Linked DNA regions of Mus musculus: regions 1 and 2 are each linked to region 3. Evidence: chromatin loops called from intact Hi-C (ENCODE). Cell type or tissue: gastrocnemius. All regions are shown on one strand. Region 1 overlaps Desi2 (desumoylating isopeptidase 2). Region 2 holds the start of Gm46174 (a long non-coding RNA gene). Region 3 overlaps Catspere2 (cation channel sperm associated auxiliary subunit epsilon 2).

Region 1 (8,000 bases), 100 kb after region 3:
GGAGGGATCTGCCAAAAGGCATCCCTACCACCCACAACCTCACTGCTAAGTGCTGGACCTTTCAGTAATGCCCTAGCAACCGCACTTAGTGCCCGAACCTTGGGGGAATGTTTAAGATTCAAACCGTAACACGATGAAACTTTTTTTTTTTTTCAGTTTTTCAACACAGTTTCTCTGTGTAGCCCTGTTTGTCCTGGAACTTTCTCTGTAGACCAGGATGGCCTTGAACTCAGAGATCTGTCTGCCTCTGCCTCCTGAGTGCTGGGATTAAAAGTCATCTATCATACCTGGCTTTTATTGTATTTTTTTGTATCCATGATGTTTTAGTTTCTTTTCTGTTAGTGTGATAAAACACAATGATTGTGGAAGCTTAGAAGGACGGGCTTATTTGGCTTACGGTTCCAGAGAGTAAGAGTCCGTTGTGGTAGGGAAACATGGCAGCAAGAAGCTGGCATGATGACAGGAACTGGATGCTACAAGCTCACATCTTGAACCACAAACTCCAAGCAGGAAAAAGCACATTGGGAGTAGGTGAGGCGTTAAGCTCTAAACCCACCCCTTATGGCATAGTTCCTCCAGAAGGCCACACCTCCTGAGCCTTGCTAAACACTACCACCAATAGGACTAAGTATTCAAGTGCTCAAGACTATAAGGAACATTTCTCATTCAAACCATTACACATCTGCAATGAAATTTAACAACAACAAAACAACATCATAATGCTATACAGGTAGTTATACAGATAGAGTCATTGTTTTCTGTTGGTTTTTTTTTTTTTTTTTTTTTGACAGGGTGGCTTTGAACTCACAGAGATCTGCCTGTCTCTGCCTCTCCCCCCCAATATTGGGATTAAAGGCATGTGCCACCAGGCCCAGCATGATGCAACCCCTCTTAAAAGCATTCTTTGGACTAAAGTTGACAAATTAGAACTGAAACTACAACCATAAAACCCCAGATAAGGGGGCCGTTTACATCCTAGAGGTCATTCAGCAGCAGTATATAATTTCTTACTGCTGGCTTCAGAAGGCAGAGGCAGGGGGATCTCTGTGAGTTTGAGGCGAGCCTGGTCTATATAGTGAGTTCCAGGCTAGCCAAGACTATTTAGAGAGACTCGGTCAATTAATCATTCAATCAGTAAATGAAATTAGAATTTATTTTGATTTATAGTTTAGTTCAAGTGCAAGTCCCTCCTGGCAAGGGATGCATGGCAGCCGGAACCTGGGGCTGCTGATTACATTACATCCATAGTAAAGGAGCGAGAAGTGCACCCTGGTGCTCGGCTCACTTTCTCCTTTCTAAGATATCCTAGAGCCCAGTTCATGAATTGTGCTGTCCACATTGGGAGAGGGGGTTCTTCCTACCCCAGTAACCTAACCTAAACAACCCCTCAAAGACAGGCCTAGAGGTTTATCTGTTTGCTTATCTTCTATTTGTCTTATAAAGTTGACAATATTAATTTTCATTTGTTTATTCCTTATTGTATTGATACTCAGATTCCTTGTCTCAAGAAGCTCACAGCATTTCATAACACAAAATGCATTAAGTACAACTTCAAAAGTCCCTATATATAGTCTTTAGTAGTTCCAACACTGTTAAAAGTGTAACTCTGATCTCTTAACTGTGAGCTCTTTTCACATAAAATTAAGTTGCCTACTTAAGCATACAATGGGGCAGCTCAGAGTAAGCATTCTAATTTAAAATGGAGCATAACAAGAAATGATCGGAACCAGCCGGGCATGGTGGCGCATACCTTAATCCCAACACTTGGGAGGCAGAGACAGGAGAATTTTTGAGTTTGAGGCCAACCTGGTCTACAGAGTAAGTTCCAGGACAGCCAGGGCTACACAGAAAAACCCTGTCTTGAAAAAAACTAAAAAAAAAAAAAATCAGAACCAAAGCAAAGACCAAAAACCATCAAGGAAAACACCAAATTCCATAGCACTATTTCTGCCATTTGGGGCTCCTGTTGGACCCATTTGTGACCTTAAGGGCTTGGAGGCTTGGATATTTCCACTCTCCCAGCTCTGTTGCCTCAGCACATATATTATCTCACTTCATGCATGCAGCTTTCCTTAGCAAACAGCCATGATTCTGGCATCTCCAACTAACTGGGGTCTCTACTGCAAACTAGGGTTCACCTTCCGAGCTTCATACAGGTTGGCCTCTCAGGGTCTTCTGCCCTGCCATACATTGCCTGTCCTCGTCAGTTTTATAAAACCATAGAATAAGACACCATGATCCACACAATTATACATCTTATGCCTGAGGAACCAGTTTTATGTGGATCATATTACCAGGTTCTGCTGCCAGCTCAGGAGGCAGCCTGCTTTCTTGGACCACAGTTGTCCTGCATGTACAGTCAAGAAGCAGAAAATGATAAACCCTGGTGCTGAGTTTTCTTTCACCTTTTTGTGCAGTGTCTGGCTTTCCAGCACATGAGTGGTGCTGTACACATTGAGGATATGTCTTCTCACCTTAATGATCTAACCTGCTAGATAATCCCTCACAAACCTTTGTTTGGTGGTTGGTCCAGTTGACAACATTATGCATCCCACAGTATAAACTAAATACTATCTGATAGCCATAGTAAAAAAAAAAAATGTTATGACCCTGTTTTTACAAATGCACAGAAGATAAATATCACAGTTACCTCACTAGTAATAGTCTATTTCATTTTTTTTTTTAAATCCGGTTACAATGTTAAATACCCTACTAATGGGATTTGACCCAGAGTTTTTAACTCTTAGGAGTTAAGATGAGTAGCTGCTCTTTCAAGGGGACCAAAATTCAATTCTCAGCACCCACATGGTAGTTCGCACTAAAGTTTTAGGGAATCTGATAGGTGCTGAGTAATCAGAGAACATATTACCTGTCCATAAGTGAAGCCACCTGATTTTCCTTTTAGCTAAAAGAGAAAAAGGATTAAGGAATGCTGCTGAATCTTAGGGAAAGTGTTGCACAATTGCCAGCTTTTTAAATGTCAACTACCTCTTTGACAACCAAAGTAAGAAACTTTGAAACCTCTAATAGTTTCAAATATTTTAAAAACAGTAGTTTCATATCTCATGATCATAATCTTTAGTATGACTAGAGACAAACCATCAAAGTGGCAGTGGAGCATGGATTCAGTTGAGCCCATTTGTGTGTGTGTGTGTGTGTGTGTGTGTGTGTGTGTGTGTGTAGATGATAAGAGGGTAAAGTCAACATTGTAACTGAACTGCCTCTCACTCTCTGAAATAAGAGGGACAAGACTCTGGCAGTGGAGCATGGATTCAGTTGAGCCCATTTGTGTGTGTGTGTGTGTGTGTGTGTGTGTGTGTGTGTGTGTGTGTGTAGATGATAAGAGGGTAAAGTCAACATTGTAATTGAACTGCCTCTCACTCTCTGAAATAAGAGGGACAAGACTCCCCAGTCCTAAGGACCTGTAAGAATAAGAAGTGGGCAGAGAAATGCAGCAGATTATCAGCCAAGAAGAATTCCAGCTGGCACCCACTTGTACCCCCTAGAGTCCTCAGGCCAAAGGCTAGCTAGGCCTCCATGCCTTGTCCTGACCATAGTCCCTCTTCTGTCAGGATATTATGGAGCTTGTCTTCATTTGTCGACTCTTCTTTCTGAACCATATGAGCTTCCTTGAAACAAATGGGTCATGGTTGAAAGCAAAGACAGAATGCAGCTGAAGGGAAAGTGGGGTGGTAGAAATGGAAGAAAGTATGAAAGAACCTGGGAAAAGAATTAACAAGAAGATACCAAAGACTGACTCTTCTAACAGCATGAGGCTTCTCTACTCTAATAACACCTGTACTAGCAAGCCTCTTTCCTTCTGTTTGTTTAAAAGTAATTTTACATGTTTCAAAGTAGCTCAATGATCCAAGACAGACAGAAACCAAGGGGAATTGGCTTGACTTCACAAATGTAAAAAGTACATGGCTGAAAGAAAGGATTGGGGCTTGGTAGTGTCCGGCTCCTGAGTTAAGGCACTGCTTCTCAGCAGACTGGAGTAGTCTGCTTCTCAGGGCAAGCTGGTCTGCAGTATATTTTCTCTACAGCCACCCCCTCCTCCTCCCCCTCCATCTCCCCCTCCCTTTAATAGTACCATCAGCATTGATCTCTTTTTCCTAATACAGAGCTCTGTCCTCCTTAGATTCTCTGTGGGAAAGAGATTCCTCGCTGGATCAACCGGCTGGCCTACTTCAGCTCCTGTATACCCTTTCTACAGAGTTGCCTGCCAAAGGAGTGGCTCACTCCTGCTGCACTTCAGTCTAGTGTCAGCCAAGAACTCCAGGATGAACTAGAAGAAGCAGAGGATGCAGCCGCATCCAGTGCCATGGCAAGTGCTGCAGCTGGTGCCAGAACTGGGCGTCACACTAAACTATAAGACCTCTGAAGTCAGGCCTTCAGAACTGTCTCTGGCAGTTGAGTATCACTAGAGAAAAAGAAAATAGAGTTAAATGTCCTTTGGATATTTTGTATGCAAAGATGGCTCTCCCCCAAATCCCAGTTTTTCAGCTCAGGATTATATTTGTAATCAAAAACAAAAAAACAAAAAAGAAGAAAAATAGCTTGGCGCAGGAGGGAGAACTTTGTATGAAGCTGCCCTCTTTTCTTTTCTTTTTAACCCACTTGTAAATTTGGATTCACTTCCTCTGTTTTATACGAGCTCTGTTAAATTACGTTTACAGTATTTTGTACCACTGTTTACAAATCTTGCATGGACTTCTGCCACCATGAAAGAAGAATATCCTCATCTTCAAATATTAGGCAGATGATCTTTGTACACTTCCTGACAGTTGCCAGAGCTACAGCATAGGTAGTAGGCACAAGGAAAGGCTTCCACAGCCGCAGTCCTCATCGCTGCTTACAAGCTGTCCCGGAGATCTGTATTTGTTTTGTTACCAATGTTGGCACCCAGATACCGGAATCCAAACTGGCCTGACATGAAGGAGCACACACACAGCCAGAGGGCTTGGGTCCTGGTCAGTTCCTCTCCACACCCTTCTTCCCATTCTGAGTAGCACATTTCCCAAGGTGCCCGTGGAGCAGCTGGTCTCACCCCAGATATGCCCACCTCAGCAGGGTGGTACTCTTGTATCTGCCTGGCTTGATGCCTCTGATTCTTTAATGAAGATACTCTTATAACTGATGAGTGTTTTTGCACATGTGTTAGGAGAGGGGCTTCATTTTATTTTAATACATTCTAACTCCTCCCTGTACAGGATATTTTGGTGGGGTGGGAGTATCCTAACCTAGCTTCCTGAGCAGCAGTACAAGCTGACACTGAACTGCTTTTTAAACTAGCCAGGCTACCTTTTGTACTGGATATTGAAACCTAGAATCTAAAACACACCCCAAAGGTAATTCTTTAATAGTTTGTGTACACCGTATCAGAAATGGCTTATTGGAGTTTCTTAGTTCATGATGGGAGTAGCCGCACCTCATAATAGAGATTCTATTTTCATTGATATCTTGTTGAAAATTATACTTTTGTGTGTCTTAAATTCATTTTTTTATGTTCTCAAATGTATCTCTCTTACATAACATACTCTTGGGAATGAGGTTGTGCTACAGAGAAGTCTTAGTGAGGAAGTCATCTGTTAGAGTCCAACCCCAGTTGACCCTTGGATGTAGAACCAATCATTACATGTCACAATCAATGTTCTGCCTTAAGAGTGAGTGTCCTGTGTAAGTAGTGGATACAACATAGGAACATCCAAGGTACTGACTGCAGCTTTAGATACGTGATTAGTGTGAGAGTCACATTCTCTGTGTGAAGATACATGTCTTTGAGTAAATTTCATCTTTAATTTTTCCATGAGCTGATTTTGATTGATACTTTTTAACGTAAGCACACCCTCTTTATAGGGAAAGTAAACCTTGAGTTATTTAACACTGGCCTGAGGAAAACGAAGTCACTTTGTACTGTTTGACTGTTCTGTTTCCAGAGAAGAAAGCTGCTGCAAGTTACTCTACCCGTGCCGGGTGGGGCAGAGCATTTGTTTCAGGAACGGTGCAGCAAGACAGAATATGTGGTCTTTATGAAGAGTCAACTTAGTTCAGGTCTGAAAATGAGACTTAGGACAAAACACTAATGCTCCCCAAGAGGTGTCACCACGAGAGCCCAAGCCCTCAGCCCAGCTTGGTAAGAAAGAGATGCTTGGTACAGTTGACTTGGGTTTTTGTTGTTGTTGTTGTTTTATTAATAGTGTGGATCATGGTGTTTTCTAATCCATTGAGATATAAATGTTTTGACCCAAGGGAGTGGCCCCTCAGTTAGACACTTCTGGGTAAATAGCCAGGTACATCTCTGTGCTTACCCTCATTTCAGCAGCTCAGCACACAAGTGACTTGCTGTTCTCATGCCTGACTGGGACATTTGACGTTTGAAGAAATGTAAAAGTCTTCTAGGAAATAAACAGCTCATGTGCAGGTCACCTGAGAGTCAGGACACAAGATTCCTTGCACTTTGGTGTCCCTGAGGTTGGAAGGAAGAAAATCTCTTTAGTGAGACCAACCTTCTCCACAGTGTAGATTAGCAATGGATTAATTAACTTTGCTTTTCTTGCCCTCAGAAGGTAACAATGAGTTCTCCACATGAACTCATAAGAAAAACCACAAGTCAGAACTCCAGTCATGAATTTACATGAGTTTACATATTTTGTAGTTGTAACCAAGTGAAACTGTTTCTTCTGGTAGGTGTTTGAACAATAATAGCAGTAATAGATCAGATAGTTGGTTTCTGGTGCTTGTTTTAAATATGCTTGGGCTTTTTAAATCCTCATTGGTGGCATTGGCTTTAGAAGTGTGACTTGTGAGGCTGTAGAAAGTGGTGACTGTCCTAGAGCACCTCCAGGCCTGAACTCCGGCCAACTATTGCTCTGCTTCACAGCAATAGCATACCTACCATCACCAGCATCTTACAGAGCAGGGAATTCCAGGGTTAGTCCATTGATAGCCGTGTGTGTGTGTGTGTGTGTGTGTGTGTGTGTGTGTGTGTGTGTGTGTGTGTGTAGATTAAGCACTGCAGACAGCTGCAGGACTCTGTTTCCATGGCTTCTTCCATCATAAGTCGGGTAGAACCATGTTCACTGCTTCACAGCTCTAACCCATGTGTTGTCTTATGGCTCCATTATATATTTACTATAGCTTTGGTGTATGCTATGTTTTCTTTTTAAATGACTAATGTTAAAAGTTAGTTTTTCAGCAGTTAGCCATCCTCTCATTACATCTTATTCTTGCCGGTATGGTTTGAGAGTGTAGCTTGATTGTTAGACTTTCATTGTCTGCTCAGTCTATTCACACACATCTCCACTGTCAACAAGTGGGACAGCTGTCAACAAATCTTCATGGATCTGAAGAGAATTTCTGTGAAGTTGAATGCAAGTGTACTGTCATTCACAGTGTTTATAAAACACCAGGAACCTTCACTTTTGCTACCTTGATATAGAATTGGACTATCATGTTACAACATTGAAATACATCAATTTATTAAAAACTACTTTTATAAGAAATGTTTTATAGTTCTTTCTGACCTCTAAGAGACAACACTGTTCTGTATTTTGTGCTGGGAAGGGGTTATTTGTACAATCCAAGAGTTCGATCTGCTCTGCAGGAATGTGGCCAGCCCCGTCTGTACCATGTCTTGTATTCACTGTTTCCCTTACTCAAACAATAATTACTCTTGTGCTCAGCCCCTGGGCCAACACATTAGCTATCAAGGAGTGCACAAGCGACAAGTAGCAGCCCAGATTTCTGGGGAACGGAGGCAAACTGTGCTGACTGGAAGGCTTTCCCCATCTCCTTTCAGCGGTTGAGCCTGTGTGCTTATGTTCATGTCCCATTAACCTCTGCTGCACCTCCAACCTGAACCTTTGCCTTTCTCCTCCATTGGCCCTTTGTACCTAGCTCAGTATTTACCTCCACTAATTTAAGTTTTTCTCTAAAATTAAGTGTTATCAAGTAAATGAATAGTAATTTTATGATCTAACAAGGTTTGTCCACTCTTT
Region 2 (8,000 bases), 160 kb after region 3:
AGCACTCTAAAATCTCTCCACCCAGCTCGCTACGTTCCCACTGGTGGGTCACTCCACACCAGCCCCATGCTTCAAAATCCCCACAGCCTTTTGGGGTGCATTTCTGGCAAACCCACACTTTGCCGTCATACCTTTCTCTCTGGAACCTAGTCAAGCTGCCATGTGAAGGAAAACACCACACAAACTTAGTTCAGAATCAAGGGTAACTCAGTCACTGGGCGCATCATCTAGAATCCTAATCTTGCAAGCCCTAATAAATCTAAATCCTCCAGTGGTGAATCCAGGAAATTTGAAATACAAACAGCACCAGGGTTATCCACAACAGAACACTTTAGTAATTTGATAGAAAATAATTCCTTTTTTTGTTGTTTTGGTTTGGTTTTGTTTTGTTTGTTTGTTTTTCGAGACAGGGTTTCTCTGTATAGCCCTGGCTGTCCTGGAACTCACTCTGTAGACCAGGCTGGCCTCGAACTCAGAAATCCGCCTGCCTCTGCCTCCCAAATGCTGGGATTAAAGGCATATGCCACCACACCCGGCAGAAAATAATTCCTATTTCTACAGATCAGTGAACTGAACCTAAACCCAAGAGAGGTTAGGGAACCTCCCATGATCCAGTATTGGTTATACCAAGTGTTGGTGACTTTCTTCATCACTGACTAAATGGCTAAAGAAAGCTGATTGCGGCTATTGTTCGAGCGCTTCCAGCATCGCCTCGGTCTCAGCAAGGGCCCCAGACTCGGCTTTGGGTGAAAAAAAAATGGCCCGAACCAAGCAGACCGCTAGGAAGTCCACCGGTGGGAAAGCCCCCCCCCCCCCAAACAGCTGGCCACTAAGGCGGCTCGGAAAAGCGCGCCCTCTACCGGCAGGGTGAAGAAGCCTCACCGCTACAGGCCAGGGACCGTGGCTCTGAGAGAGATCCTTCGTTACCAGAAATCGACTGAGCTGCTCATCCGGAAGCTGCCATTCCAGAGATTGGTGAGGGAGATCGCCCAGGATTTCAAAACTGACTTGAGGTTTCAAAGTGCAGCCATCGGTGCCCTTCAGGAGGCTAGCGAAGCATACCTGGTGGGGTTGTTTGAAGATACCAATCTGTGTGCCATCCACGCCAAGTGAGTCACCATCATGCCCAAAGACAATCCAGTTGGCTCGCCGGATCCGGGGGGGGGGGGGGCAGCTTAAGTTGAGGCGGTTTTTATGGCATTTTGTAGTAAATTCTGTAAAATACTTTGGTTTAATTTGTGACTTTTTTTGTAAGAAATTGTTTATAATATGTTGCATTTGTACGTAAGTCATTCCATCTTTCACTCAGGATGAATGGAAAGAGTGACTGACTGTTCACAGACCTCAGTGATGTGAGCACTGTGGCTCAGGAGTGACAAGTTGCTAATACGCAGAAGGGATGGGTGATACTTCTTGCTTTTCATGGTGCATGTTTCTGTATGTTAATGACTTGTTGGGTAGCTATTAAGGTACTAGAATTGATAAATGTGTACAGGGTCCTTTTGCAATAAAACTGGTTATGACTTGATCCAAGTGTTTAACCATACATCACTGTGATAGAATGTGGGCTTTTTCAAAGGTTGAAGATACAAGTTTTAGCCACAGTGTAACAGTTTCCTTTAAAAATAAAAAGTAAACCTGGCAGCTATAGAATACACTATGTGCATTTATAATAGCTATTTTATATATTGTAGTGTTCAACATTTTTAAATTAAATGTTTTACATTCACAAAAAAAAGAAAAAAGAAAGAAAGAAAGAAAGAAAGAAAGAAAGAAAGAAAGAAAGAAAGAAGGAGGAAGGTGGAAGGAAGGAAGGAAGGAAGGAAGGAAGGAAGGGAGGGAGGGAGGGAGGGAGGGAAGGGAGGGAGGGAGGGAGGGAGGGAGAAAGGCTGGTTGGTTTTACTTTGGCTGGCATTTTAAGGGCCCAGTCTATAATGGCAGGAGGGGGTGTAGGTGGGCATCTCCATCTACAGTCAGGAAACAGAGATGAACATTGGTGCTCAGTTCAGCGCCTCCTTTTTATTTTGTCTGGGACCCCAGGTGGTGGGATGGTGCTGCCTACTCTTTAGAGTGGGTCTTCCTTCCTCAGTTAAACCCTTCTGGAATGCCTTCAGGTGCTGCAGACGGACCTCAGTCTGGTCCTCGATCTGCAGGAAAACTCGGAATTCTGGTTACAGGCGAGCAAGGAGTTGGCATGGATGACAAACAGACACCAACACAGAGAGAGTGTGTTTCTGAATGTTTTGGGTTTTTTCCAATCAAGAACCAGACTTTTTTGTTTGTTTGTTTGTTTGTTTGTTTGTTTTTGGTTTTTGGAGGCAGGGTTTCTCTGTATAGCCCTGACTGTCCTGGAACTCACTTTATAGACCAGGCTGGCCTTGAACTCAGAAATTCGCCTGTCTCTGCCTCCTGAGTACTGGGATTAAAGGTGTGCGCCACCAAGCCCGGCTATGCACTAGACTTTTAATACAGAAGAAAAACACGAAAGCTAGGTGAACACATTCACCAAGGTACATCGACACAAAACAAAGAAAATGCATACATAAAAAGCTAGTGGCAGCCAGGCCATGTTTACAACTGAGAATAGGAACGACCCTTAATTAAGATCAGCTAAACACAGGAGCCAGGTGAGTGGTCTGATTCAATGATAATCTATTGTTAAACCCACCACCAGGGGTCCCTTAGTAAATAAATACCTGATTATGCTATTCCTCAGGGCCTAGTGAAAAAAAACCTGCACCAGGGGAATTCCCTTCTACTAACCCTTTCATGAGTAATACTACAGTTCCTCCTAAAACCACAACCCACCTTCTTCCTAGGCCATTGTGCATTCCTGTGTATGGGTGTGACACGGCTGTTGTTCTAAGTAATTATGATGTAGACTAGCTCTAGGCTTTCTAGCTCTATTCAAGTAAATTGTAATGCCTGATTACTTTCACTGTCTCTACTAGAGGTAAATTTGAATGTTTCTGAATAGGTAACATTCTTACTGAATTCCAAGCTCAGGGTCGGCTCAAGGACTTCCTAGGACATTGGAACACTGGTGGAGGCTTAGCTATATGTCAAAATCAATCCTTAAAGGCACTTATAATAAAACAGTACTGAAAGAGAGCACACAGATCCATACACCAGACTAACACAGGGACAGGTTTGGAGCATACATGCTATGGGAATGCCAAGGTTCCAGGAGGCTAAGTTTCTGTGAACTTTTCACCTTGGGACTGCATCCAGGTTTCTAGGCCTGTCACTCGAGTCACTACTGGAGTGGATGTAGCATTCACAGGGCTGCTAAATGGTATCTAAATCCTGTCAGGTTGATTACCAAGTTTAGCCACCACACAGTCAACAACAGCCAATCCCACACTAGCTTGTTGGGCACCAGCTTGAAGGGGTGTCACACTGAGACAGTACAGTACAGAGGGCGTCTTTTGTGATCAGAGATACATCATAGGAGGGGTGTGTGTGTGTGGCGGGGGGGAGTTCAGTCAACACCCAAGCAGGTGAGAGCTACCTGGTGTGAGGTCAGCCAATCTCCATGAAAGGACAGCCTTGGAGGGCAAATTCAAATTGTTCCAATGGACATTGAACCCATTCTTAGATGATGAGGTGGGGTTATAGCTACATCCCTGTTCCCTCATAATACACACACACACACACACACACACACACACACACACACACGCACGCGCATGCTCTCACTTCCCCTGCCTACCCTGACACAAATTACCTGTCTCTCTTCTCCCATGTTGTAGTACTAACAAATTCCCTTGAAACCAAATGAGCAGGTTTGCTCACCAGGCCAAGAGTCCTTTTGCAATCCCACAGCCAGCACAGCTGTGGACACAAGGTTGCACATGTGCATCAAGTGTGCAGTGTTCCCCGCAGTAGACCCATCCCAGAGTGGATCGTCTGTCCTCTCAGTCATTCACCTTTGCTGATGCTTACTCACACCGTGGGAAGCTCAGACAAGCCTCTAAATGACACGTCAAGTGTTCAAGGTGAAAACTGGTCTCTTTTCCCCACTCTCTCTGGTCTTTTTGGTATGTTCTCCACGATCCCAGTGACCATTCCACAGCAAAACTGCTGTCATATGCCTACTGGAGGCTCCATGAGAATGAAAGGCCCAAATTAGCCTCCAGGGGCTCTGCCAGGGCTGTCACTGGCCTGAACCACAGCTTGGCTTCTGTGGCTGAGGATCACAGGAGGCTTCTTAAGCCTCTGTCCATCTCAGAGCCTGGAGCACAGCACTCACAGCCTGAAAACTCATTTGACCCTTGACCCTAAATTGCCCTGTACATCTCTGTTCATGAAAGGATTTTTTTTTAATCTCCACAGAAGACTAGCAGAACTTGTCTGTACCCTCTATCTCAGGACTCTCTTCTGAGTTAAACCCCCACACTTTAGTGATCCAAAAAAACATTGTCCAAGAGATTTTATTGTTTGTTTGTTTGTTTGTTTGTTTGTTTGTTTTAGGGATAGCATCTCACCATGTAGTCCTGGCTGGCTTGGAACTCTATATGTAGACTGAGCTGACCTTGAACTCATACTGATCTGCCTGCCTTTTCATTGTTAGCGTTGGGATTAAAGGCTTGTGATACCACACAGTGCCTTAAAATTTTCAATCAATAACATTTGAAAACCATGATGGAGTCTCTGGGAAAGGATCATTGCAAAGAAAACTACACATCTTCCTGGTGTAAGTGAACTTCATAAAGCAACAGTGAGATGACCCCCCCCCCTTCCATTTCTCCAGTTTTCCAATGTTTCCCCCTACACCAGACCAATATGTTTATTTATTTTTAGTCTTCATTACATTCTCTAGGATGTTTAGGGTTTCATGATGCAACTAAATACAAGTTCTTTGTTTTTAAGTAACTGAACTTGCCCCATTTAGTAAATTAGGAGGAAGTCCATCTAAGCAGCAACGGGTAAGTGTGCTGTGGCGCCACCTGGTGGTGAAATAGGCAAAACAAGACTCCTATAACAGAAGTGACTTCCATATGCATTTTTTTTCTTGGAATAAAATTAACTACTATAAAGAGTAGAGGAGGGGCTAGGAGAGTGGACAAGAGCTCAGGCTGTAGAAAAGCCCTGTATACACCTGCGATACAGAGGCAGGCAGGCTTCTGTGAGTTCAAAGTCAGCCAGGGCCACACAGCCAAGACTCTGTCTCAAAACAAAAATAAAACAAGACACCAACAAACTCCAAACTCTATGGAATCCCACTACTATTTTGTAAGATAATTTAAATATATAACTTTAAAATAGGAAGAGTTTTCGGGGGGGGGGGCAGTGCACATCTTTAATCCTGGCCCTCAGGAGGCAAAGGCGAGCACATCTCTAGTTTAAGGCCAAGAAGGCTACAGAGAGAATCCCTATTGAAAAACGAAGGAGGAGGAGGAGAAGGAGGAGGAGGAGGAGGGGGGGGAGGAGGAGGAGGAGGAGGAGGAGGAGGAGGAGGAGGAGGAGGAGGAGGAGGAGGAGGAAGGGGAAGAAAAGGAGAAGGAAGAAGAAAAGATTCCAGCATTGCAGAGGCAGAGGCAGAGAGAGGCAGAGAGGCAGAGGCAGAGAGGCAGAGGCAGAAGCAGAGAGGTAGAGAGAGGCAGAGAGGCAGAGAGAGGCAGAGAGGCAGAGAGGCAGAAGCAGAGAGGCAGAGTGGCAGAAAGGACTATTCCACAGGAAGGAATTCAGGCCCAGAGTTGTAAAGCTGGTCCAAAACCCATGGCTTGGGGCTGGAGAAATGGCTCAACAGTAATGTGATACACTTGTGGAGACCTCATTTCAGTTTGCAGCAGCACATCAGGTGTCTTGCCTACCCATAACTCTAGCTCCAGGGCATCTTCTCCCATCTTCTGGTCTCTTTGGACCTTGTACACATATATACAGAATCAGTCCAACACACGTGTATTCACATAATTAAGATACATCCTTTTTTTAAGTCCATGGCTAGAAAGAAACTACGACTACTGTTTTACTACATGACATGATGTCAAATGCTTCTGAAATATTTATACTTATACCAATAGACTGGCGCTATCCTTGGCTTTGGCCAGTGAAATTCTCTCTGCAGTGGTCAGTAGTTAATGCAAGACTCATAACTGACCGAAAGGCTAAGAAAAAAAGTCTTTTGAGTGTTTATCCCTAAATGGGACTTCTATATCAAGATGCACCCACCCCCACTCCACCCCTGGGATTAGAAACATCGCAGAAGAGGAGGAAGGAAGAAGGTAAGAGTTGGGGAGTAGACAGCACTGCTGTGAACAGACCTACTGCACTTATGAGCTTATTGTAACCAAGACCAAGGTGACAAGATCAGCCAATATTCCAACAGGCAGCATGATTGGACCTAGTGGATTATTATTATTATTTTGTTGTTGTTGTTGTTTGAGACAGAGTTTTTCTGTATAGCTCTGGCTGTCCTGGAACTCACTCTGTAGACCAGGCTGGCCTCAAACTCAGAAATTTGCCTGCCTCTGCCTCCCAAGTGCTGGGATTAAAGGCGTGTGCCACCACGACCAGCTGGACTATTATTTTTAAAAAAGTAAAAATAAGGCCGGGCAGCGGTGTCGCAAGCCTTTAATCTCAGCAAGAGGCAGAGGCAGGTAGGTTTCTTGAGTTCAAGGCTAGTCTGGTGTACAGACTGAGTTCTAGGACAGCCAGGGCTACACAGAGAAGAAGCCTTTTCTCAGAAAACCAAAAATCATGTAATTAATTAAAATTAAGGAGAGGATAGGAAGTGGGAGTGAAAGACTCCAAGAGGAGCCCCTTGCTCAGACCTCAGGACAATAGCGGACACCCAAGCCTCACAAGAGACCAAGCTTGATGCAAACCACATGAGGCTTTATTGGGGAAAGCCAGAGCTCTGGGGACGACTCATATCCCACACAGGGGTAGAGGAGTCGACCTCAAGGGGAAAGGGGTCTCAGTTTTTATAGGCCCTCAGGGGGGAAAGGAGAAGGGGGGGGAGTAGGGGATTTCCAGATCTAAACAATGTCTATTCTCAAGAAATGGGTATGGGAGGGGTACAAGGAAAGAGTCTGGTGCAGGTGTAGCAACTCCGGATTGGCCCGGCTGTGGTTGCTGGGGAGATTTTCCGACTCTATCCCAGCAACCAATATCACAAACACCTGGCAATGGGCTTCATCAGTGGGCACATGCATGGGTTCAAGGAAGGATCAAAACATTGGCAGACACACGGGCTCAAGGAGCGGGCCAGAGCATTGTGCACCTCTATTTTTCTAAATCAGTGAAGCTAGTTCTGCTAGCAATGAAATCTATTTTGCCAATTTCAGGGCTTCTGTGACCTTTTACATTCTGTCAGGATCTTTCAGGAGGCCCCTACTGGGGGGACTGGGGAGAAACAGAAGAGTTGAGGTTCCCAAGTAGGGGTGGGAGGAGGACGTTGAAGGTGCACATCATCGGAATGTATTGCTTGCATGTGTGAGTCCATCAAAGAGCAAACAGACACTGTACATTAGTACAGATACTAGTACATTACACAGGGCAGGGGTGGTGCACACCTTTGATCCAGGTACTTGGGAGGCAGAGGCAGGCGGATTTCTGAGTTTGAGGCCAGCCTGGTCTACAGAGTGAGTTCCAGGACATACCTTGAAGTCCAAGCCAATACAGGCACTTCATATCACTGTGTCACACATCACGTTTTTAGTTATGTTTTCTTTTGTGTGTTGGATGCACACGTGACATATTGTGTGCAGGGAGAGGGTGCTGTGTTCTCTTTCTCCACCATGTGGGTGGGTCCTGCGTATTGAATTCAAGTCATTGGGTTTGGCAATGAAGACCTTTACCTGCTGAGGCATCTCACCAGCTGGCCCTGACTTTTTACTTACTTTTTCGTTACTTTTCTATGGCTGAAATAAGAAGACATGACCAGGACACCTTATAGGAGGAAGGGTTTATTTAGCCTTAAGGTCCCAGATGGGCAAGAGCACTTCACCATTCTGGTGGGAGGAAGCAGGAAGCAGTCATGGCTGGCGCATATT
Region 3 (8,000 bases):
GCGATCCCTGTGCGTGCAAGCCGAGGCCCCGCGGCCATGAACGGCAAAGAAGGACCAGGAGGGTTCAGGAAGATGAAACATAACGCCTTCCCACATAACCAAAGGAGAGAGGAGAAGGATGCCAGTTTGTCTTCGCCGGTGATGCTGGCCTTCAAATCACTTCAGCAGGAGCTGGACACCAGGCACGACAAATATGAGAGACTTGTGAAGCTAAGCCGGGATATTACTGTGGAAAGTAAGAGCACAATTTTTCTTCTCCATAGGATTACAAGTACTCCTGATATGGAGGGAGATACTGACTGAATCAGAAAGTAAGCTGGATGGTGTCAGACAGAAGATCCTGCAGGTAGCCCAAGACCTGTCGGGGGAAGACATGCACCAGTTCCATTGAGCCGTCACCACAGGACTGCAGGAATATGTGGAGGCTGTCTCTTTTCAACACTTCATCAAAACTCGTTCATTGATCAGTATGGAAGAGATTAACAAGCAGTTGGCATTTACAGCAGAAGACAGTGGGAAAGAGAGCAAGACTGCTCTAGGCATGAACCTGGTTCACAGACATACATGAACGCACAATATGCATACACATAAAATAATAAGGAAATCCACTGCAGCCTGACTAAGATGACTGCCTCCCGTGGACGGACAAGAGAAGCAGCTGGTTACATGGAGACTGAAGCTCACCCCTGTTGACTACCTGCTGGGCGTGGCCGACCTAACTGGAGAGTTGATGCGGATGTGTATTAACAGTGTGGGGAACGGGGACATCGACACCCCCTTTGAAGTGAGCCAGTTTTTACGCCAGGGCCAGGTTTATGATCGTTCATTGGCAACACTGGGGCCTATGAGGTCTCTAAGAAGCTATACACCTTGAAACAGAGCCTGGCCAAAGTGGAGAATGCTTGCTATGCCCTTAAAGTCCGGGGTTCCGAGATTCCTAAGCACATGCTGGCAGACGTGTTTTCAGTTAAAACAGACATGATTGATCAGGAAGAGAGCATTTCTTAAGCAGCCCCACTCTGCTAAGGAGCTCCTGGGCAACCAGTTGGTGAGACTGTTCTGAGTGTGCATCTGAGTTTATTGTGGCTTCTGTAGACGTTCCCAGTTGTACTAGTTTGAAGTTGTAAACAGCTGTATATAAGTTTGTCCACAGGGATGTTGTTTCTTACACTCACTCGCATTTGCATACAGTGTTTGTATATGTGCTTGCTCTATTGTTGTGTGAACATGCTTCCGATTGCACTTTCTGCCACACCTACTTTAGTTCACTTTGAACTTGGAGTGACATTTTGGGTGGAAGGAAGTCTCTTAAGTGGGTGATTCTGTCTATGGAGGGAAAAGTGTGGTGAAACTTCTAGAGTGAGCTTCCTCAGCAGTATCATGGCAGGCCTTTAACGTGGGCTCAGTACATGAAACAGCAGTTTAAATATGTTAAGTTATCAGTGTTTTCTAAGTGCAAGTTTTGGTGGTAGTATAATGAGAATTCACTTAAAATTCTGGTAAAGTTTAGGTCGTTTTGAATTCGTAGGAAGCAGTTCTGAAGAGTTGATGGATATCTGGATGTTCACTTTCCCACGTCAACTTCTCCTTTCTCACAGATGTGGAAAGGAAGGAGCTGACACTGGTCATCACTGGTGACGCTGAGTAACTGACTCTACACTCGTGTGTAGGTTGTGAGCAGCCAGGCCCTTTGTCGTGTGTTAGGTGTGGTGCACTTTCCTACCCCAGCCGTCCTGGGACCCGCAGAGGAGCAGCCACAGTGCTCCCAGTGCTGACAACCCAAGCCTTTACCCTGCCCTTGGTGTTAGCTAGCGATGTTGCCAAAGAAAAAGAATTATGTGTAATTCAGCAATAAGACAATGGCCAACACTGGAGGGAGTGTTGGGCATGGGTTCATCTCCCCAGTCAGTCAGAGTCATCTGTGGTGAGAGCCTGGCTTGAGCATGGCCTACGGCTGACAACACCACATGCTTTCAACGAGTTCTGTGACTTTTCACAACTTAGATACTGGGCTTTATTTTTGGAAAGAATATCTAATTGTAAGGCTGGTTCTTTGAAAGTGTAATTTTCCAAAAAGTCTCACCAAAAGTAAAATAAAGTGTATACATGCCTGGTAAGTTAAAAAAAAAAAAAAAAAAAAAAAAAAAAAAAAAGAGGATCACCAGCACTGCCCACAGTTAGCTGGGCCATCCTATCTCAATTATCAATCAAGAAAATGTACTGTAGGCTTATCCAAAGACTAATCTGGTGGCTGCATTTGTCCAATGGAGACTCCCTCTACTAAAATGAACCTAGTCTGAACTAATTGCATAAAATCTAGCCAGCACAGCCTTGATGAAGTATCCCCTTCACTAACTGAGAACACTGTTCCTGGATGGTCTCTTTCTCCCATATCATCTCTCCTGTCTCTATTAGAGTCCCCTCACATTAGAGTCTGAGAAACAGAGTGCACATAATGAATATATATGTTGAAAGAGGGGTAATTGCATACACTATAAGGCCTGGGTAGTCTGGCAGTGGCTGTCTTCACACTACAGAGCATGAGAACCCAGAAGCTGCACAGGCCCAGAGACCGGATGCCTTGCAATCCAAGTCTATAAGTAAAGACACGGAGGATTCACTCCACACCAGAAGGCTGAAGCAGCTTAGTTCTGATGTCAGCGAAGGAAGGCAGAGGCAGCTCACCAGTAGAGCAAATAAGGCCAATGAACACACCCCCAAGACACAAAGGCTAAGAGGTGAAAAGGAAAATGTTTCCTTCTTGGGTGTCCTTAAGTCTGTGTCACTGGAGGAAGTTACTTACTGCCCACCTTCGGGTGGTGACCAAGAAAATCCTTCACAGGCATGCTTGGAGATGAGTTAACTAATCTAAACTAACCCCTCACAGATGTGCACAGAGCCTTGTTCTTGGATGATTCTACTTCCTGGCAAGGTGGCAACCAGTATCAACCATGACACCCCCTGTCCTAAATCATCATGCAAACGTGCATTCAGTAAAGAATGGAGCAGCAAAAAGGGCCCTCTTGATGAAACAGCAGCTACTGTGCACACTGTGAGATTCTTCCCTTGTCCAGCTTTTATGCTGCTCTAAACATAGCTAATAGAAGAACGAGTTAACAGAAGGGATCCTCCAAGAGATCAGTAAGGAGGGCTCCTCAATTCCCAAAGTAGGATTTCCATAGGAAAATTACCAACAGTAGCGAATCTAGATGCCAATTAGTGACATTCCTGCATTCTCGGATTTAATTAGAATTCTAGTCAACCCTAACGAAAATGTATTAAAATAAGCCCATGGAAGGAAGTCTCTCTGGCACTTATTCACAGTGAAGCAAAACTCTAAAATGACATATCATGCAATGCATGCTTTTTCCACAAGAGGGCACTGTGGGCCTTCACAAATTCTCCTAGTGACCCTTTTGTCCTTAAGCATTTTTACACTCAATTCTTTAGAAAAGGAAAGAAACAAAACCAAACCTTAACATTTATTGGAGGGGGAAGTTAAGTTGTCAGACCTCTTTCAGACCCTGTTCTCTCCTTCCACTTCCTGGGTTGCAGGGGTCAAACTCAGGTCATCAGGCTCCAAAGCAGTGTCTTTTCCTGCTCAGCCATTCCTTTTCAACCCCCCCCCCCCCCACCGCCACCCTAGCTCTTAGGAAATCAAGAATTCTATTGATAACTTAAGATGCAATCAAACTCCTGTTTCCACCTCAAACTACAAACTTGTGAGTGTCCTGGCTTCTTCTGTGGCAAGAGTCCAGAGCACTCGAGTGAGGGTGTTTTCTTTGTTTTGTTGTCTTTAATTTTCTGTGGTTCTCCCTGACTCAGACACCAAGCCACTCCCTCCTCAGCATGCCTGTTTGAGAACTGAGCTTCTGAGCTCTTCATGGTTTCACAAAACTAGTTAACGCAGAAGCAGAAATGGTCTCCCAGGAATTGTTTTTAACACTGAAGCTTTCCTCCGCACTTTGAGAGAATTGGACAATGACCAGTTGTGCTAACAGCGTTTGGAGACCAGCATACCTTACCCAGACTGAAACCTGGCTCCAATAGCTTTGAAGTAAATCAGAGATCTGAGCGAGGAACAGGACGAGGATCTAGAATTTTCAAGGTATTCAAGACAAGGATTTAGTATTGTTAAGGAACAGCTAAAACAAGGATCTTGTGGTTTTTGTAAACCAACACAGAGCTTTCAAGAGACAAATTGTCATTTGAAAGTGAAGGTACAGTTCAAGAATCAGGAGGAGCCTAGAAGCAAAAACTGGACACTACAATCTGAGTCTCCAGGGAAATTCCCACCCAATGAGTGGGACAATTTCATTCAGATATGTGAGCAATAAGGAGTCTGGAAAGTAGGGACAGGGCGTTCCAAAATTCAAGGCCCTTCTCAGCTACACAGTGAGTCTGAGGCCTGCCAGCCTGAACTATGAGACTCTAAAATGAGAAGAGGGGCAAGGAGAAAGGAAGAGAGAGCAGGAAGCCAGGAGAGGGAGGTGCGGAGAGGAGGCAGTAGTGTAACCATTTAAGTTCTACAATGCAAAGGTGAACAGTTATTAATAGCAACTATATCTTTGCTCTCAAGCCTCTATCTATCTATTATTAAATAGCAAAAAAAAAAATCTTCATATAAGTACCAGCTTTCTTTCAAAACTGCATGGGTCTAAGGGAACTGCTCTCAGCTTTGTGTGGCTAATGTGTCCTGTGCCAGTATCACGAGGGAGTACCCTCTCCATGCGGGAGGGTGGCTATGTCTACTGTTGCTGTGGAGAGTCTTCCCTGCCTTACCTCAGCTCTTTTGGCTGCTGACTACAAGATTCAGTCCATATTCCAGCTGGCCCCACCTAGGAAGCAGGTAGGAAGTCCAACCTTCAGTACATAACCCTGTGGTCTCACTGTCCACGACATGACTTGTGATTTAATGACACCATGAGACCCTTGCTTTGTCTTTCCACCTCTCCCATCCCCTTTTGCATGTCATCAGGACCCCACCAGTCCCATTTTATCAATATGTGGTCGTTAGGGCAATGGAGAAGACTTAAGGTTCACATTCTACGTCTTCTCTATTGTTAGGTTTTTGTTTTGAATAAAATTTACTCCATGGGGCTGGACCTAGTGGTGCACACCTGTAATCTTGGCACTCGGGAGGTGTACACGCCAAGAGCAGGAGTTCAAGTCCAGCCTGGGCTCCAAAGTGAACTCCAAGGTTCAAAATGAGCAGCGGCTGCATTGAGATCCTGTCTCAAAACAAGGCTCATTTATTTCATTCAGTTGGGGGAAGTAGACCTAGCAATCAGATACAATCAAATCACAGATCAATATCTGTAAGAATCGGGGAGTTCCAGTAACTTCCCTGGGGTCAGAGGCTAAGAAACGATAAGACAGGATTCAACCACCAGGAATGGCACGTTCGTGTGATCCCAGCACTTGGGAAGTAGAGATAGAGAACCAGGATCTCAAGGGCTCCTTCACTTCATAGTAAGCTTGAAGCCTACCTGGGCACTTTGAGATACTATCTCAAAAATAAGTCAACAAAAAAAGATTTACACTTAAGACCATGAGACTTGCAAGCTGCAGGCCCTCTATTTGACACTAAGCTGTCATTTTTGTGTTTGTTGTTTCAGGTATGATGAAAATGGATTTATTAAAATAGTTGACGCAAATTTTATCTTGTGGGAAATCCATGGCAGGAATGACTACACCTTTAATTCTACGATGGAGCAGGTAGGACATCTTTGAATTTAAACCGAACTTATTAAACACACAATTAAAGGTATCCTTTTGATTTTTAATTTGTATGTAAATTATCTAAGGGAAGTGAAACCAAGCCATAAGTAGTAAAGAAAGCCCACTCTATATTAAAGCCAGTGACTTCTGAGATGCATCTCTGAAAAAGAAGAAGCTGCTGTCTATAAAACAGACGAAAGAAAGGTCAGGAAAAATAAAATAGTGTGATGGGAAGGCCACTCAGTCAGTCCTAAATGAGCATTTTCTTGTCTATCTTAACTGTGTTGAGTGTTTCATTATGGGTTTGCTTTTGGCTTTAAGACATTGGTGCTCTATGAAATGGGTGCTCTCCAGATTTCATCTTCCTCTGTACCTTTGCACCGTTTTACTGTACTAGCCTCAGCCTCTGTGTCTCTGCCCTCTCCCTTCCTTCTAACCTCCAAGACCAGCCGATCTGGATCTCCTGGTTCACCCCACTATTCTGCCTTTTGTAATTATTCTTTCCAGCCACTGTGGGCATTTATGTCTTTAAGCCTTCCCATGGAGATAGAGCCTTCTAGAAGTTAACAGAAGGATTTCCTAAGATTTCCTTGAGATCACAGGCTCAAAGAAAGAGTGACTCCTTTCGATGTGACATTTTTTTCTTATTGGAGATTATTTATCTGAATATAGCAATCACCTAGAAGCCAACAAGAACTGAATTACACTTTACCACTCTCAGAAGGCAGCGTCTTTCAATTACATAACTAAATAAATCCATCATGTCAGAGATTCCTGTAATTGTTCTACAACCAGGATGAAAGACTTTCATCCCCATTGATTCATCATTAAAGTACTTGTTGCTGAGTAGTGGTGGTGCACACCTTTAATAACAGCACATTGGGAGACAGAGGCTGGTAGACCTCTGTGTTCAAGAACAGCCCAGTCTACAGAGTGAGTTCCAGGACAGCCAGAGCTCCATAGAGAAAACTTGTCTCAAAAACAAAAACAAACAAACAAAAAAGATGAAAAAGAGGAAGAAAAAAAGAGAAAGAGGAAGAAGAGGAAGAGGTAGAAGAAGAGGAGAAGGAGGAGGAAGACAATGTATGACAAGAATAAATGAGAAAGAGGAGAATGAATGAGGAGGAGGAGAAGGAATAAAAGAGGAGGAGAAGGAGGAGGAGAAGGAGAAGAAAGAAAATGGAGGAGGAGGAAGAAGAAGCAGAAGGAGGAGAGAAGAAGAAGAAGACGAAGACGAAGAAGAAGGGGAGATGACAATGACGAAGATGACTACAACAAACTGTGTATGTCTGTACATTTGTATGGGGGTGTGCAAGCACCAGAGTACATGTGTGTAGAGCCCAGAAGACAACCCTTCCATTCATTGCATAGAGGCATTGCTGAGAAGTAAAACTTCACAAGAACTACATTTCCCATAATCACCTCGGTGAGTCCATGCCTGGCTCTTGTGACTGCAAAGTGAGCAGAAATTCTACCATTCTCCCATGGACCTCCATTCTTCCTGTCCCCTTAGTTCATGACAGCAGCAGCTGAGGATGGACTGGTTGAGAGCTGAAAGAAACAGTCCAGAGGAGGAACTTCAAGGAGCTGTCATGAAAAAGCCTGACCTCCAAGTTCATGCTTCAAGGAGAGTAACCTGGGAGAACTGAGTTGGGCTTTGTATGACCCAGAATCAAACTTTCAATTGGGCAGGATAGGACACACCTGGAATCTCAGCACTTAGGAGATGGAGAAAGGTAGACCAGTTCAAAATATAGCAACATATCAAGTTGTAGGCTAACCTTAGGCTACCTTTATCTCAAACAAACAGATGAGCCATTTGGTTTCAGTGGTAGAGCTCTTGCCGAGTGCCCAGGGTTGGATTCTTAACATCATAAGGTAGGCATGATGGCACATGCCTTTAATCCTAGAATCCCAGTACTCAGAGAGGTAGAGGCAGGTAAATATGAGTTCAGGGCCAGCCTGGTCTACAGATGGAGTTCCAGAACAGCCAGGGTTACACAGAAAACATTTTCTCAAAAAAAAAAAAAAAAAAAAAAAAAAAAAAAAAAAAAAAAAAAAAAAAAAACCAACCAAACAAAGAACTAAACCAAAAAAACCAACAAGCAAGCAAACAAAGATTCCTAAAACCATGATACTAAAAGTCAGGTTCTGATCATGTCTGACCCTGTGAACAATGCAAAGACCCAGGACAATGCAACGTGTATTAAACATGTGCCTAAGCTCACCCACACTGCTGTACCCCTCTTGGCAGTCCTACTCCTGGACTGTTTCTTATG

The links. Hi-C counts contacts between places; a loop is a spot of excess contacts. Peaks named below come from ENCODE experiments on the same cell type or tissue, not always from the same donor. Only the 100,000 strongest peaks of a DNase experiment are listed, where the experiment ranks them.
Region 1: it touches region 3 in a loop (4-fold over the local background); 15 of 42 quality-filtered maps call a loop at or near these places.
Region 2: it touches region 3 in a loop (11-fold over the local background); 26 of 42 quality-filtered maps call a loop at or near these places.

Annotation. Positions count from the first base shown.
Region 1 is chr1:178,245,094-178,253,093 of GRCm38, forward strand. It overlaps Desi2 (desumoylating isopeptidase 2), which reads left to right. Exons shown (of 5, transcript NM_024282.3): 5 at 4,142-7,505. The coding sequence ends at 4,375. Among named protein-coding and RNA genes, the nearest start is that of Gm46174, 51 kb to the right of the region's middle. In gastrocnemius, no CTCF peak of the experiment used is centred here; a DNase peak (open chromatin) is centred at 4,250.
Region 2 is chr1:178,298,639-178,306,638 of GRCm38, forward strand. Gm46174 (a long non-coding RNA gene) reads right to left here and starts at 1,740. Exons shown (of 3, transcript XR_001779565.2): 1 at 1-1,740. It overlaps LOC115487370 (a long non-coding RNA gene), which reads right to left. Exons shown (of 2, transcript XR_003948789.1): 2 at 7,898-8,000. In gastrocnemius, a CTCF peak has its summit at 4,957 (motif pointing left); a DNase peak (open chromatin) is centred at 4,952.
Region 3 is chr1:178,143,265-178,151,264 of GRCm38, forward strand. Catspere2 (cation channel sperm associated auxiliary subunit epsilon 2) reads left to right here. Exons shown (of 23, transcript NM_001368822.1): 19 at 5,619-5,718. It also overlaps the pseudogene Gm8010. Among named protein-coding and RNA genes, the nearest start is that of Desi2, 40 kb to the right of the region's middle. In gastrocnemius, a CTCF peak has its summit at 3,336 (motif pointing right); no DNase peak of the experiment used is centred here; H3K27ac peaks cover 591 bases.